Linked DNA regions of Homo sapiens: region 2 is linked to region 1. Evidence: chromatin contacts called from ENCODE Hi-C or POLR2A ChIA-PET data. All regions are on one chromosome and are shown on one strand. Each heading gives the region's core, a stretch centred on a gene start or an enhancer-like site at or near the end of the contact. The rest is flanking DNA. Distances are from core to core; before and after follow the strand shown. Region 1 has its middle 44 kb from the start of LINC02101. Region 2 has its middle 120 kb from the start of LINC02101.

Region 1 (6,934 bases), core at 3,069-5,568:
ACTGGTATAAGATTGATTTTATTTACTTGCCCAATTGCATTTAAATCGGTTAAAATTCATCCAACTAATTCAATAGTATAACTGTGGCCAAGTCTGAATATAAAACATTTGAAGCAATCATTACAATGTATTTCAGAAAGAAAATCTAAACAGCAAGGATTCAGCTAATCCAGCAACATACTTCAATGAAACAAAACTCTTCAGTCTAACCATAGATTTATTCAACTGTGCTCTTTGTTTTTATTGTATTATGTATATTCCTAGGAATATTATTCTCTGGGGGCAGTTTCGATTTCAACCATGGAAAAGATTTTCTCTGGAAAAGATTAATTCCTAATTCCTCTAGGCTGGACAATACGTTCCTAGTAGATTTCAGTGATAGATGGATGCACTTTCAGCCTCTGTAGAGAAACAATTCTAGCTGGTTAAAGGCCCCAAGCCTTCTGGAAATTTAAACATACCCACGTGCATTTCTTCTTTTTCCCTAGAGCAGACCATCAGATTGATGTAACTCTGGGTGGTGATGAGTGAGAAAACACAAGGCCAGCCCAAGGAAGCAGTCGCTTCCTTTATCTTTCCTGATAACAGTTGCTTCTCCTCTTCATCACTGAGTGTGTCTCAATGCATACACAAACTGCAGCCACTTCCCTAGGTATGTGCCTCTGTCTCTTTAATTTGATGTGGAGCTTCATGAGGTCAAATATTGTTTCTTAATCATGTGTATCCCTAGCTCCTAGCCATACACATGGTACATTGCAAATGCCTGAACAAATATTTCTTGCAGTGAAAAAGCAGAATCAGTAGTGATCTCACAAGGCTGCTGGATGTCTGCTCTTCCTTGCAGCCGAAGGATCCTCTAGCGAAGACTCTCATTTCTTTTCCTCTTTTTTCTGTTCTTGGACTCCGTGGAGGAGTTTGAGAGTTCTAACACCCACTTTAGGATTACTAATATTAAAAAGCCATATGGGGAGTATTGGAGGTGGTGGAAGCCCACTTGTTAAAAAGGGCCTCATCTTAAATAAATAATTAAAGAGAAATAATTATTTAGAAAAAAAAATAATGACTCAACCAAGACGACAGGTTTGTCTCTTGAATGAGTAGGCATTTGGTTGAGATAAACAAACATTGCCACTGGCAATAGATCCTGCTTCCTGTTGCTAGGCAGAGATCATGCTGGCTTTACTTAGATGGTGGTGTAAGTTTCCCAGCTGCTTCAAGTGCTTATTCAAGAGAAACTGAAAAATAAAAAATAAAAATGGAACAGGGGACAATGGGGAACTGGGCTCCCCCTAACCTGCTGAATAGGTCTGGTGTGGTTGTTCTCTGACAATTTTGGGAAAACTCTCCTGAAGAAACTGAGTTAGCTATCACCGGAAACAAAATGAGATCAGATAAGACAGAGAATGAGGGCCATTGTTTCTCCAAGAGAGAAAAGCACTTCATTACATTATGATTAGACTATTAAGACAAGATTCACCTGGTAGGACTAGTAGGTGAACAAAAGTGGTAAAGAATGGCCAGGGCCATGGGAAGGGCAACCTCATGGCAAAATTGGGCAACTCTTCCGAGAATAATGAAAGAAAATATTTGAAGCCACTTGAGAGACCCTAAGCTTGGATGGAAAACAGCATGGATTTGGAATCGGACACACCTATCTTTAGGACCCCAGTTCTATCCGGCTGAGAAATTCTTTAACTATTCAGAGAAAGAATAACTCATTTTTTAACTGCTAAGGGCAAGTTCCTTAATCTCTTTGAGCCTTAGTTTTCTCATCTCTAAAATGAGCATAATCACTTGAAAGTTATCAACTCTCTTCCCAGAAAAAAGCATATATCCAAAAAAACTTTTTTTTTTTTTTTTTTTTGAGACGGAGTCTTGCTCTGTGGCCCAGGCTGGAGTGCAGTGGCGAGATCTCGGCTCACTGCAAGCTCCGCCTCCCGGGTTCACGCCATTCTCCTGCCTCAGCCTCCGGAGTAACTGGGACTACAGGCGCCTGCCACCACGCCCGGCTAATTTTTTTGTATTTTTAGTAGAGACGGAGTTTTACCGGGTTATCCAGGATGGTCTAGATCTCCTGACCTCGTGATCCGCCCGCCTCGGCTTCCCAAAGTGCTGGGATTACAGGCGTGAACCACCGCGCCCGGCCGCATGCACTTTTAAGGAGTTCACAGATGTTCTGCAGCCCAATCCGCCTCTTGAGAATAAAAACATTACCTTACATTTTTTTTTATGCTGAGTTAAATTTTCTACTTCACAGAACTTTTCTAAAAATAGATGATTCATTATAAAATATATAATGAATATAGAAAAGACTATAAATACTTTTATTTATCAGTAAGAATTCTCTTTTAACAAGGATCACTGTGATTCACCAGCATACTTATTATTATTATAATGCTTAACTATAGCTTAACACTTCGCAAAATGTGGCCCCAATTTTTTTTTGTCAAAATTATGTTGGTTGCATGCTTAAGAATCAAGAATTCTGCCTCCAGAAATTCTGATCCAGAAGGTTTGAAGTGTGTCCAGGAATCTACATTTTTAACATAATAAAACCACTTTAGTTCCTAAATAAAGCTTAAGAATAGACAAAATTTGGATTCTAGCCCATCTGCTTTTACTATTAGAGGTAGTATCTATCTGTTTGGCTTTCTGCATTTTACATTCGACTTATTTAAAGTAAAAGGATCAACCTGTACTTTGTGTTCCACCATTTTGACTAACTATTTTGAAAGATTCCATTCAATGTCAGAGTAATGTACATCATAGTTATATGTGGAACAGGGAAATCAGCTAAGTCCAATGTTCTCAAGGGAGCTAGCAGTCAAAATATGTCCTGATGTTCATACACCAGGGGTCAGTTATTAGCTAAGGGCTCTCAGCAGTGCCCAGGGCACAGCAAGAAGTGAAAGCAAACAAAGGTAAAAGCAATGAAGACCATAGACAAAATCTATGGTTTACAAAAGCCATACAAAGGATTGTAAAAGACTGGCAGTACAGGACCATTTGGTATGGAGCAAATAGCCACAAATAGCTTAATTATTCCCAAGACCATTATGTTTTAGGCAGAGGAAAATAGTCGACGTCCATGATGATTATTTTATTTATTTAAAAATTTGGAAATATGCATCAAATAGTTTGTTTAAGAAGGAAATGAAGTGCATAATATATTTTAGAAAACTTCCTATCCAAAATTCAGAAGATTTTTTAATTCAACTCTCAAGAAAAATGTTACCTTCTGAAATTATTTGTCTTTGAAATATGAAAGTATATGTTGTCCCTTATCATAAAGATCTCACAAAAGATACAAAGCTATTAAACAGTCTGGTCACAAACCCTAGCCAGACTCAGACTGCAGCAGAAAAGATATTAAAAACTACTGAGTGCTATGAGAGTTTTCTGACAGCTGAGGGCAAACCTAGAAGGGATTAATTTTCATCCTGTATAAAAAACTAGATTTCATTTTCAAAGAAATTTTCAAATTTCCCTTTAAAAGATAATATAATAATAGCACATCATGAAGACATTTCATAGTAATTGATAAATAGAAAAACTTTCTTCCCAAATGTTAGAGGATTGCCTAAAGCATCAAATAGAAGTAAACAGAACTTCAAGGGGAAAGCGTCCCATGAGGGGGATTAAAAACCCCTCCCTTTAAGGTTCTGATTAGCTATAATTGCTCAGTAACCACCTGCAGTTAATGACAAACTCTGGCTAAGCATAGGGCAGGTTCAAGGAGAGTAGCCTCAGAGTCATTTCAGACACTTGGTGGATTCTTTCCAAGAGTAACAACATAAACCCCAGGGATAAACACTTGATAATTTTTCTAAAGAAAGTGACACCAAAGATGCCAGTAGGGTTATATATAATTAGTGTGCCATTAAAGAGATTTGAGTAAGACCTACCCAGGAGATTTTCTTTTTGCTCACTAGATGCTGCTTGTCTGAACAGGTTTCGGCCTATTTTTGCCTCTTTTTCTTTCACAAAAGCCAAGGACAATAGAGAGATAATGGGACACATTTAGGAAAATGAAAACAGGAATTTAATATGCATCCCCTCACACTCCAGGTAATCCTTGAGTATTGGTGCTGTTCCCAAATGCAATGGGAAGAATGATGATGAGTAGTAATTCCTGCTGCTGCTGGATGATTAAAAGTTTAAATACGGCACATAAAAAATAAATATAAGGTACCAGAAAAAGATTATTCTGTACTTGGATTGAATTACTTCCTTTTGGCATATGAACTGTGTTTTCTTGTGAAATTCATTTCGGTTTAAGCAGTGAGCTGCGGCTGCCAGCTAGCCCTCCACTAGTGGGATGTGCTGAAAAGAACACAAAGGCATTAATAAGTTTGTTTTTCAGGTCATGGAGCCTAGTGCCTGCTGTGATGCCTCTATGTTTGTGTTCTTCCACAAGCCATTTAAATATATTATTTAAACACCTAACCTATGAGACTAGAGATCTGAGAAGATTTGGGGAGAAACAAATTGAAAGCCTCAGCAAACTAAATAAAACCCAAAAGGGAAATATAGCCAGTATGGGGTAAGAGGAAGGCAAAGTCAATAAATATAAAAGGGAAACAAAGAATTTTGCCAGTAACCACCCCTAACAAGTTCAGAAGTTGGTTGAAAGATTTTCACTGCTAAGTATAATTCCACAAAGGGCGTACAATGATCTTGGAATTATCTCTGTTCCAGGTAGAGATGCCAAGGTCTCTGCTTTTTTGCAGGCATCCAGGGGCGGAACTTACACGCAATAAAACCACTGTTTGCACCTTCCAGTGCCCAAAATCCTTATCATTTTCTTCTTTGACCGTGAAGACAATATGAGCAGGCCCCAGACATGAGACATGGTGCATGCCTGCAAATGAAATGTCTGGGGCTAGGGAATACAGTCCACTTTCCAAGTCTGTGACGCCTTCCTACTTTTGCATCAGAGCCTTCTGGGTTTCAGGAGAGGCTCCTTTTAGAATCCAGACTCTGACCATGTCACAGAGAAGTTGACTGGTGAATACTCATCTTGTTTTATGCAAATGATCTTACTTCTGACCTAACATGTTAGTCTGAAAACTTGCCCACTCTAATGAACTCAGAAAGGATGAGGAACAGGAAAGCTGCCCTTGATTCATGACTCTAGCTCCAGCTGTACTTATGATAATGGATCCGGGCTGGGCGCCCTTGGGAAAATGTGTATTTGGGGGAGGATGATGCCTGGACAGTATATTGAGATTTCCTGTGCTGCCATGAGCAATTTGTGACTTAATGACTGTATTTATAGGTACATTACAGGTCCTTTATCATTTCAGAAATCAATGAAGTAATTTCCATAGGAAGTTGGAGTGATTTGTGGCTGTATCAGCTGCCTCTATTTATTTTATCATAAAGAGAAAAAGAATTCATCCATTAGGGAGAACTGAAAATGGAATAATTTGTCGGAAGGAAATCTGGCTTCAAGAAGATTGAATGAAAAGTCGTATAAAGAAAGACACTACTTAAAAGAAAAAGATATAGTGTTTCTAGTGGTAAAACCTCTTACAAATTATTAGGACATCTTTTATTTTTCTACCGTGACTACCACTTAATGCTAAGGGCTACCATTTATCAAGGACTTGCTACATGGCCAGACCCTTACAAAAGTTTTTGCATGCTTTACCTCCTTCAATCCTGTTACCCATTCCATACCTTACAGATGAGGAGAATGAGGCTCCGAGAGATGTAATAATTGCAATTATTACAAGGAGATGTAGTAACTTGCCCAAGTCATAGAGCCAGCCAAAGGGGCAGAGCTGGCTTTGAACTCTGTTTTATCTCACCACAAATCGGTTCCTCTAAGTCACTGTTACTATATTTCTATGACTGGACTAAAGTTATTTGATCATTTGTGTAAACAGCTGTGTTTTGACCTTACAAATTCATTTTACTGTATGTGTGTCTATATAGTCATATGCAATTTATTTATTCATCCCTTCAACAAATACTTATCGGACACTTACCTTATACCAAAACCATGCCAAGCACAGGAGACTTAAAAATGAAAAATAAGGTCTTTCTCCTCAATGAGTTTATATCAGGAAGATAGAATAGGATTATATTACAGTACGTACAATAATGCAAGAATGTAAAGGGCATAAAAGCAGAGCAGAGGCATGGTCCGAACACAGCACTGGAAGACTTCACCATTTGTGTCAAATTACCAACTATTTTTCCAAAGTTACTGATTTCAATTCAAATTTAAGATAACAAGCAAAGGAGTTGATATTGTTTACTTGGTTTTGGGAAAACTCCCATTTGGATATCTGCAGAGCACACAGGAAAGGGTGTATTTCTAGACAAGGGAAATATCCTTCTTCCAAATATAGATCCTCTAGGAAACTGTGTTCTGAATTTAGAAACCAACTTCAAACTTTGGTGCTTGCAAAGTGGGTAGGCTGAGGTAAAGCAAAACTTGGAATGGCTACATATATTTCATTTTCATCTTTCCATTTCCTTGGCAATCCTAGAATTAGGTACAAAAAGATTTGCAAACAATAATTTTATATTGTTTGCACACAATAGACTACATGTTACCTTGGTTAGCAAAACATGAGTTTCTTTTCAAAATTAAAGCTTTCAATATAATGAGAAATGGCTTTAAAAAGCTGTAATATTCATTCTATGAAAGCCGCATTTAACAGTCTGTGTACTAACTAAATCCTAGTTTTTGTTCCTGAATGAAAAAGAAAAATGCCTTGTAAATACAAATGTGAGAAAAATGATAAGGGCTAAATTCACATTATAGACAGCATGTTGGAAGGAGTGACATGATTGCTAGACTTTTTCAAAATGCATACCGGTGTGGGTCGTATATTTTACACCCGGCATTCATATATCTCAATCAATCATCAGGGCAATCTTAGGAAATAAGCCAGTTAAGTTTTTCTTCCCTTTCCTCCTT
Region 2 (6,582 bases), core at 451-2,950, 160 kb before region 1:
GGGATGTTTGTTACAGCAACTAATGTTAATCATTTTAAATAATACACTTTCTCTTCCTCCTCACTTTTTCCTATGAAGTTCAGTAAAAGCCTGAAAAGATGAATGAATTATTCTAGCTGTTCTCCTGTACATCTTTTCTAACTTTGGAACCAGCTAGGTAGATGAAGAAGACTTCAATTTTTGTTTGGATTTATTTTTTAATTTTTAATTTCATTTGTGGTCTATTAAAGGATTAAAAACTTATCTCCTCAGAAGTGGGCCTGGGCAACTCCTCAGCTTATTTGATTATTCTATCATGCCCAATCTTCCTCCAATGTTTATTGGAGAAACAAAACACATTATGTAAAGATATCAACTTGGACTCCTTCCATATTATTCAATTTTTATGAACAAATGGAAAGAACAGTGAGTTGGGATTTGCTTCCTGGCCTCTCTCTCTGTCTGGCTGCAGTTTTAGGGGCCCTCTACACCACTCCAGTTTGGCTCAAGGTGACTGCTCAGGCTCACTGCCCTCCCTAACCCCTGTTATTTTCTTCACCTTCCACTCAATTACATGTGCCTTGATACGATTTGGCTATGTCCTCACCCCAAATCTCTCTTGAACTGTAGTCCCCATAATTGTGGAGGGACCTGGTGGGAGATAACTGAATCATGGGGTTGGTTACCTCCATGCTGTTCTTGTGATAGTGAGTGAGTTCTTACAGGATCTGCAGGTTTTATAAGGGGCTTCCCCACTCCCCCACCCCCTCAACCCCCCTACTTTTGCTCTGCACTTCTCCTTGCTGCCACCATGTTAAGAAGGACATGTTTGCTTCCTCTTCTGCCATGATTGTAAGTTTCTTGAGGCCTCCCCATGCTAAACTGTGAGTCAATTAAACCTCTTTCTTTTATAAATTACTGAGTCTCGGGTATGTCTTTATTAGCAGCATGAGAACAGACTAATACATGCCCATACTAAAGGCTTCTCTGCTTTGAGGAAGAAGTCAGAATACATTCATTTATTAAACAAACTTTGACCCTCAGGAACCATAAAATTCTAGGGATCCAGAGATAAATAAAACACAGCCTTTTCCCTTAAAGAGCTTGAAATCTGGTGATAAAGAGAAACATGTCAGCAGAGAATCACAATAACTATGGTGGAAATACGAACACCTAGTAAGAGAGAGGACATGACTAACTTATCCAAAGTTATCGGGAGAGGCTTTACAGATAAGTTGACACTTTAGCTAGGCTTCACAGAAGAAGGCTTTGTCAGGTGGAGTAGAAAAATAAAGGCATATGGGCATATGCAACTGTAGGTGTAAAGAAAACAGTTAAGAATAAGCATGCCACAGAATGATAACTATGAGGAATTAATTATTAGAGCATTAAGTTTGTACACATTGAAGAAATGTGTGGGTCTAGATTGAGAAGACCTTGGGAAGCAGCTTAAAGGACTCAGGCTTTATTTGAGGGGCAGGTCTTTACACAGTGCAGCTGTCATGATAAACACATGATTTTGTTTATAGTGTTAATGGTTGACACCATTTTATCATTTAAACAGTGTGTGTCTAGGGCTATCCAGGGTCTCTTTGAAGCTTTCTTAGCTATGATTTCATGTTTGGTGAGTCAGAGGGAGCAAGCAGGATCAGGAAGTACCAAACAATAGGACTGGGAATAACCGTTCTCAGAGGTTGAAGGCAGCGGATAAGGTCAGAGGGTGGAGTCTCCCTCGTCTTCCTTCACTGGTCAGGCAGAGCCCAACTCAGGTCCAACCTTGCTCTTCTATGCAAGAGCAACAGAATTGCTGGGTCTCAGACACAGGGACACCATTTGCTCTCCTTAATACCATCTTCTAAACCTGTATTGATTTCAATGCTATATACATGGTGGATATTCAACATGTGTTTATTGTTGACAACTGTACTGACCTTCCTCAACATCCTTATAAGAGGAATAAAGACAACATGTCATCACGACAATTAGGATACCACCAACTAAAAGATACTATCGTATACAAGGTGCTTCTTATATTGTATATGGAGACAATAAATTGTGTTATTTCTCTAAAAAGTGCACATATATATATATATATACACATATATATACACACATATACAATATATATACATATATACACATATATATGTATATATATGTGCACTTTTTAGAGAAACAACAAAATTTATTGTCAAATAATGTACTTTGTTTTATAAATTTTGAAAATATATAATAATAGACCTAGAATAGTAGAACTGGAAGGAAGCTGATACTTCATCTAACCTCTTATTTTAACAATGATGAAATTAAGGCCCAGAAATACTTTGCCAGCCACTAAATCTCTAATAGGATTTTAATCCAAATGAAGCTAATTCAGAAAAACTTTTATCTATTTCCAATAAAATCTCAGATTCTTATAACCCCACAGCTTTGATTTTGCATCTAAAATATTGTCAACAAGGATTCTTCTTGGTTTATTACAATTTTCCTCAGTTAAGTTTTTCTACAAGACTGTGTCTACATGAAGGTAAGACCTTCCACCCTTCTGAATGGTGCATGGCACATGGTATGTGTTTAAAAATTCTTGTTGAGTAATATTTAGCCATGCTTGCTCATGCTTATACAAAATTTAAATACTTCTATTACATAAACATTAGATATTTTCTTGGAGCATATTATTGAAGGAAGAAACAAAATCATGCCTATCATATCACTATCAAATATCACTTTAAAAACAATCCTTTAGCATTTTCTGAAACATAATGCCAAGTGGATGATTCAGATAGAAACTTCCGGTTCATGTTGATTCTTTTAGGCTTTGTCATGCCTTCGTGATGGCTGGTGATTGCAGGAAACATTATTTTGATCAGAGAAAGCTGCATATGGGTTTGCCTTCCATCCTGAAGGTTCAGATCCTTTGATGCTGAACCTGAGACGGAAACAGTCTTCTTAAACAAACTTGGTCCTTGGGTCTTCTATGGAATGAAAGAATCGTATCTCTGAAGTCAGTCTAAAATCTCTGAGCCAGTGAGTCTCAAATAGTGAAGAATGCACACTATCAAATGGGATAATATGTAATTTTTAAAAATTATAGTAAATACAATAGAAAGCCTATTTATTGTTTTCTGCAATACAATCAATAGAAAAACAAGCTCAAGAGAATCTTTGCTGGTTGAGAGAAGCAAAAGATCGGCTAGAGATGGGGGTGGTGGAGCGTGTGCGACAATATGTGATCCATTAATGCCTAAGGTAGGAACTGGCTCCTGGGAAGAGTCCACAGTGGGGATCAAAACTGTCAATCCTGTGCTAAGCCTTGTTAGTAGCACCCAGCCACTACTGACTGCTATTTATAACAGGTTCTGCTGGAGAATGTGATCCATCTTCAAGGATAAGATCAGATGGCTCAGGAAATGGCTGTCAAATTGTTTACTTTCTCATGACCTTTTCTACCAAGTCACCCAGCAGGTGCTTTCAGAAGAGTTATCCCAGAAGAGAAAATCCCCCAAACAACAACAGTTGGAGATTATTTTCTCTGTTGATAATCCTGAAACGCATCCCCATGGAAAGATTCAGAACACCTTCACGTTCAAGAAACAATGCATTTCTTGCTGATCATAACCTTTGTTCCATCCCTGTACAAAGAACTTGTAAAACTCAAGTCTTGCCTGATTTGTAGGTTCTCATGGTTCACCTGCTGCAACTCAAGTAGAGTAGAAACAAAGCTTTAGGTCAGACATGTCTGTCAAAATAATCTTTATAATTATACATCCTATAGAAATAATTGGGAAGGTAAATTATTCAGCCCTTGTAGGAGAGAAAAATAGAAAGCTAGGCATTGTTTTGGACTTAAACCTTAAGACCATTGTTGGGTGGAGTTGTGACAGTTGTGGGTGGGGGAAGAAAGACTTTCTGTTCCTAAAACTCATTTTCATACTTTGCTGTTTGAGTAAAATAGATTCAAAGTGTCTTCCTTCTGATTAGTACTCTTGCAAACCTTTTGAGTCATTTCTATTAATCATATCACTTTTTTTAAGAAATAAAGTCATATCTTGACAAAAACAAACCTGACTATAAACAAACACTTGCTTAACAGCACAACGTAACCAGGTTCCACCTGTAGTTTACAGAATGTTTTGAATGTTACTTATGGGTAGGGCCAGCCTTCTTCTTTGGTGGAAACTGTTTATGTAATAATAATATCAACTATTGTTTATGAAGTTCACACTTTGCACCAGGCACTATGTAAGCCTGTTACCTTATCTCATTAAAGTCTCATCACAAACCTATGAGGAAGGAAATATTCTTATTCTCACTTTGCCAGTGAGGAAACAAGCTTAGAGAAGTTACATAACTTGCTCAATATCACATAGCTGTTAAGTGGCTTGGGATGGTGGTGGTCAGGGCAGGTTGGTGGGGAGGCACAGTAGGGTTTAAACCCAAATCTACTACTCTAGACTTGATTCTCCTGGCTTTCATCCCTCTTGAACACAGTAAGGCCGAGGAGACGTACACTTTTAAGCTGTGATCAGCTTAATGTGAATGACTTGCAGATCCTTTTCTGAAGGTTATAAAAAGCAAAAACGATCACTAAGAGATCAATAAAGTGAGGAATATATGATGTAGAAAAGAAAAAAAAAGGCTGGAAGTTCAGAATGTGGTTGGTCCTGGGTAGGGATTCTCAAAGGCAAACTGCTAGCTTTGTAATTTTTCTCAAGGCCAATTCTTAGTGGATGCCTTTCTGAATTCATTTGGTGGTTCACCAGAATCTTAAATAAATAAGATAAAATAAAGTTACTATTACATGTTTAAGTTATATCTGTTTGTTCTTAGTAATCATCAGGTATTCTAGCGTCTAAAAAATGCCTATTTGTAGAGCAAATAGCAGATAAGAAACTGTAGAGGCATTGTGGTGATTTGATTGAGTGCTAATTTTTAAAGTCCACGTTGGGGGTAACTTGCTTTCAGGATTCTATAATGCAAATGTGGTAGTAAAGATAGTAAAGAGCAAACATTACACAAATATTTATGATGCATTTTACTTCTACCTTCAGTTTTTAACTATGACAAGCAATTAACATTTATCAAGTTAAAAAATAAATTTATTTCAGTTAAAACTCCAAGTCAACAGTAACTAAAAATATTAAATAAATAACAGTAACTATGGCTTTTGCAACTATGTCAAGCAATGTGATATGTACTCAGTTACTTAAAAAGTGTTCACTAAATACTGCTGAATTAAATGTGACTAACTCTGACCTAGGTAGAAAATTATTTTCTAAATCTTTAAAAATTATCATTAATAAATTCTCTTCTAAGGAAAATTGATCTTTATTTTAAATGACCCAGTTATATAATACCAAACTTAAAATTAAAAAAATACACCAGTACATTAGCAATTGACTGTATTTTTCCTTATAATTATTTTGCTTTTGCATATTATATAAGCATAAGCTAAGAGAAGCCAAATAAGTATGCCCTGGATATTAACAGGAATTGAAATATTATAAATGTCTATATCCACTTAATTTCCTACAATGCCACCTCTCAGAGATTTTGGGCAGTAGATTTTCTCAGTCGATTATTAAGTTTCTATTATTTGACATGAAGATAGTTGCTTCTGAGATAGATAATTTTTAACAGTTTAGAATAATGCACCATCTTAAACCATAAAGGCAAAACATCCACGTAGCTAGCCCCTGTACAACCTCCTCAATTAGCATAGAGGGAAACTGAGGCCAGTTTCTCAAAGTTATACAACTGATATGCAGCACCTTATTAGCCATGCAACGAACATTTTGAAAATCAGAATGATCATCTTGCTAAAATAGAATTCCTTTATTTTGCTTAATTTACTCATCTGCTAAAAAATAAACATGGTGAAAAAAATATAGCCTTGAGAATCAGACAGACTCCTTTTTCTTGTGTGTATTGTATAATCTTTCCATGCCTCAGTTTCTTTACCTCTGTAAGATTTTTTTAAATAATAGATTTGGAGAGATAATTAAGTTGACATGACTATGTAAAGCTCAGAGCACAGTGCCTCTCAAGGAGTTACTTCTATTTCCTCTCCACTTTTAGGGAGTATTTAAGAAAATATTATTTCAAAGGCTAAGAAAAAGGATTGAAGATAATACAATAAGTGACTTTATTTTTCACTGGCAATTAAAATATTATAAATTTAGGCATCTTTACAAGGAAAAATATTAAATTTCATAATTTAATACATAAACATAAAACTATATTTTATAGTTATAATTAATATGTATGTGTTCTTTAGTTTTTGCTTTTTATACATAAAATGACATCCTATATATTTCCATATTGCCACTTAGCCACACTTTTCTAGCTTTCGTCATCTCCAGAATCCTGTCATGTCATAGTGTGCGGGGTCATTTATTCCCTTATTGCCGTCGTCCTTTAAGGTGGAGTCCAGCTTTTCCCAGTACATCCAATAAACATGTGGTGCACCCATTACAGAATTGGCATCTTAAGAGGTAGAAAGATGAATAAGACTTGTTCTCTGGCCCTAAGGCTCTTACAATCTAGGAGTTGAGGGAAATATGCAAAGAAGTATGATGCAACATGTTCAATGCTTTAACAAAG

What was found. A loop is a pair of places that touch in the nucleus more often than their neighbours do. ChIA-PET counts read pairs that join two places held with the same protein, here RNA polymerase II (POLR2A). Pooled maps may share reads with other maps.
Region 2: a loop to region 1 is called in a map of heart right ventricle, with 2.5 times the contacts of the local background. The contact joins two enhancer-like sites. A Hi-C loop is called at or near these places in 12 of 168 maps with a recorded cell type or tissue (Right ventricle myocardium inferior, cardiac septum, heart left ventricle and 1 more) and 7 of 50 pooled maps. POLR2A ChIA-PET finds 5 or more read pairs at or near these places in 1 of 52 experiments (activated CD4-positive, alpha-beta T cell).

Annotation. Positions count from the first base shown.
Region 1 is chr5:58,074,994-58,081,927 of GRCh38, reverse strand. No RefSeq gene overlaps it. Among named protein-coding and RNA genes, the nearest start is that of LINC02101, 44 kb to the left of the region's middle. Within about 2 kb of position 4,318, at least 2 of the 41 ENCODE cell types and tissues checked have a DNase peak (open chromatin) inside an H3K27ac peak, as active enhancers do.
Region 2 is chr5:58,236,666-58,243,247 of GRCh38, reverse strand. No RefSeq gene overlaps it. Among named protein-coding and RNA genes, the nearest start is that of LINC02101, 120 kb to the right of the region's middle. Within about 2 kb of position 1,700, at least 6 of the 41 ENCODE cell types and tissues checked have a DNase peak (open chromatin) inside an H3K27ac peak, as active enhancers do.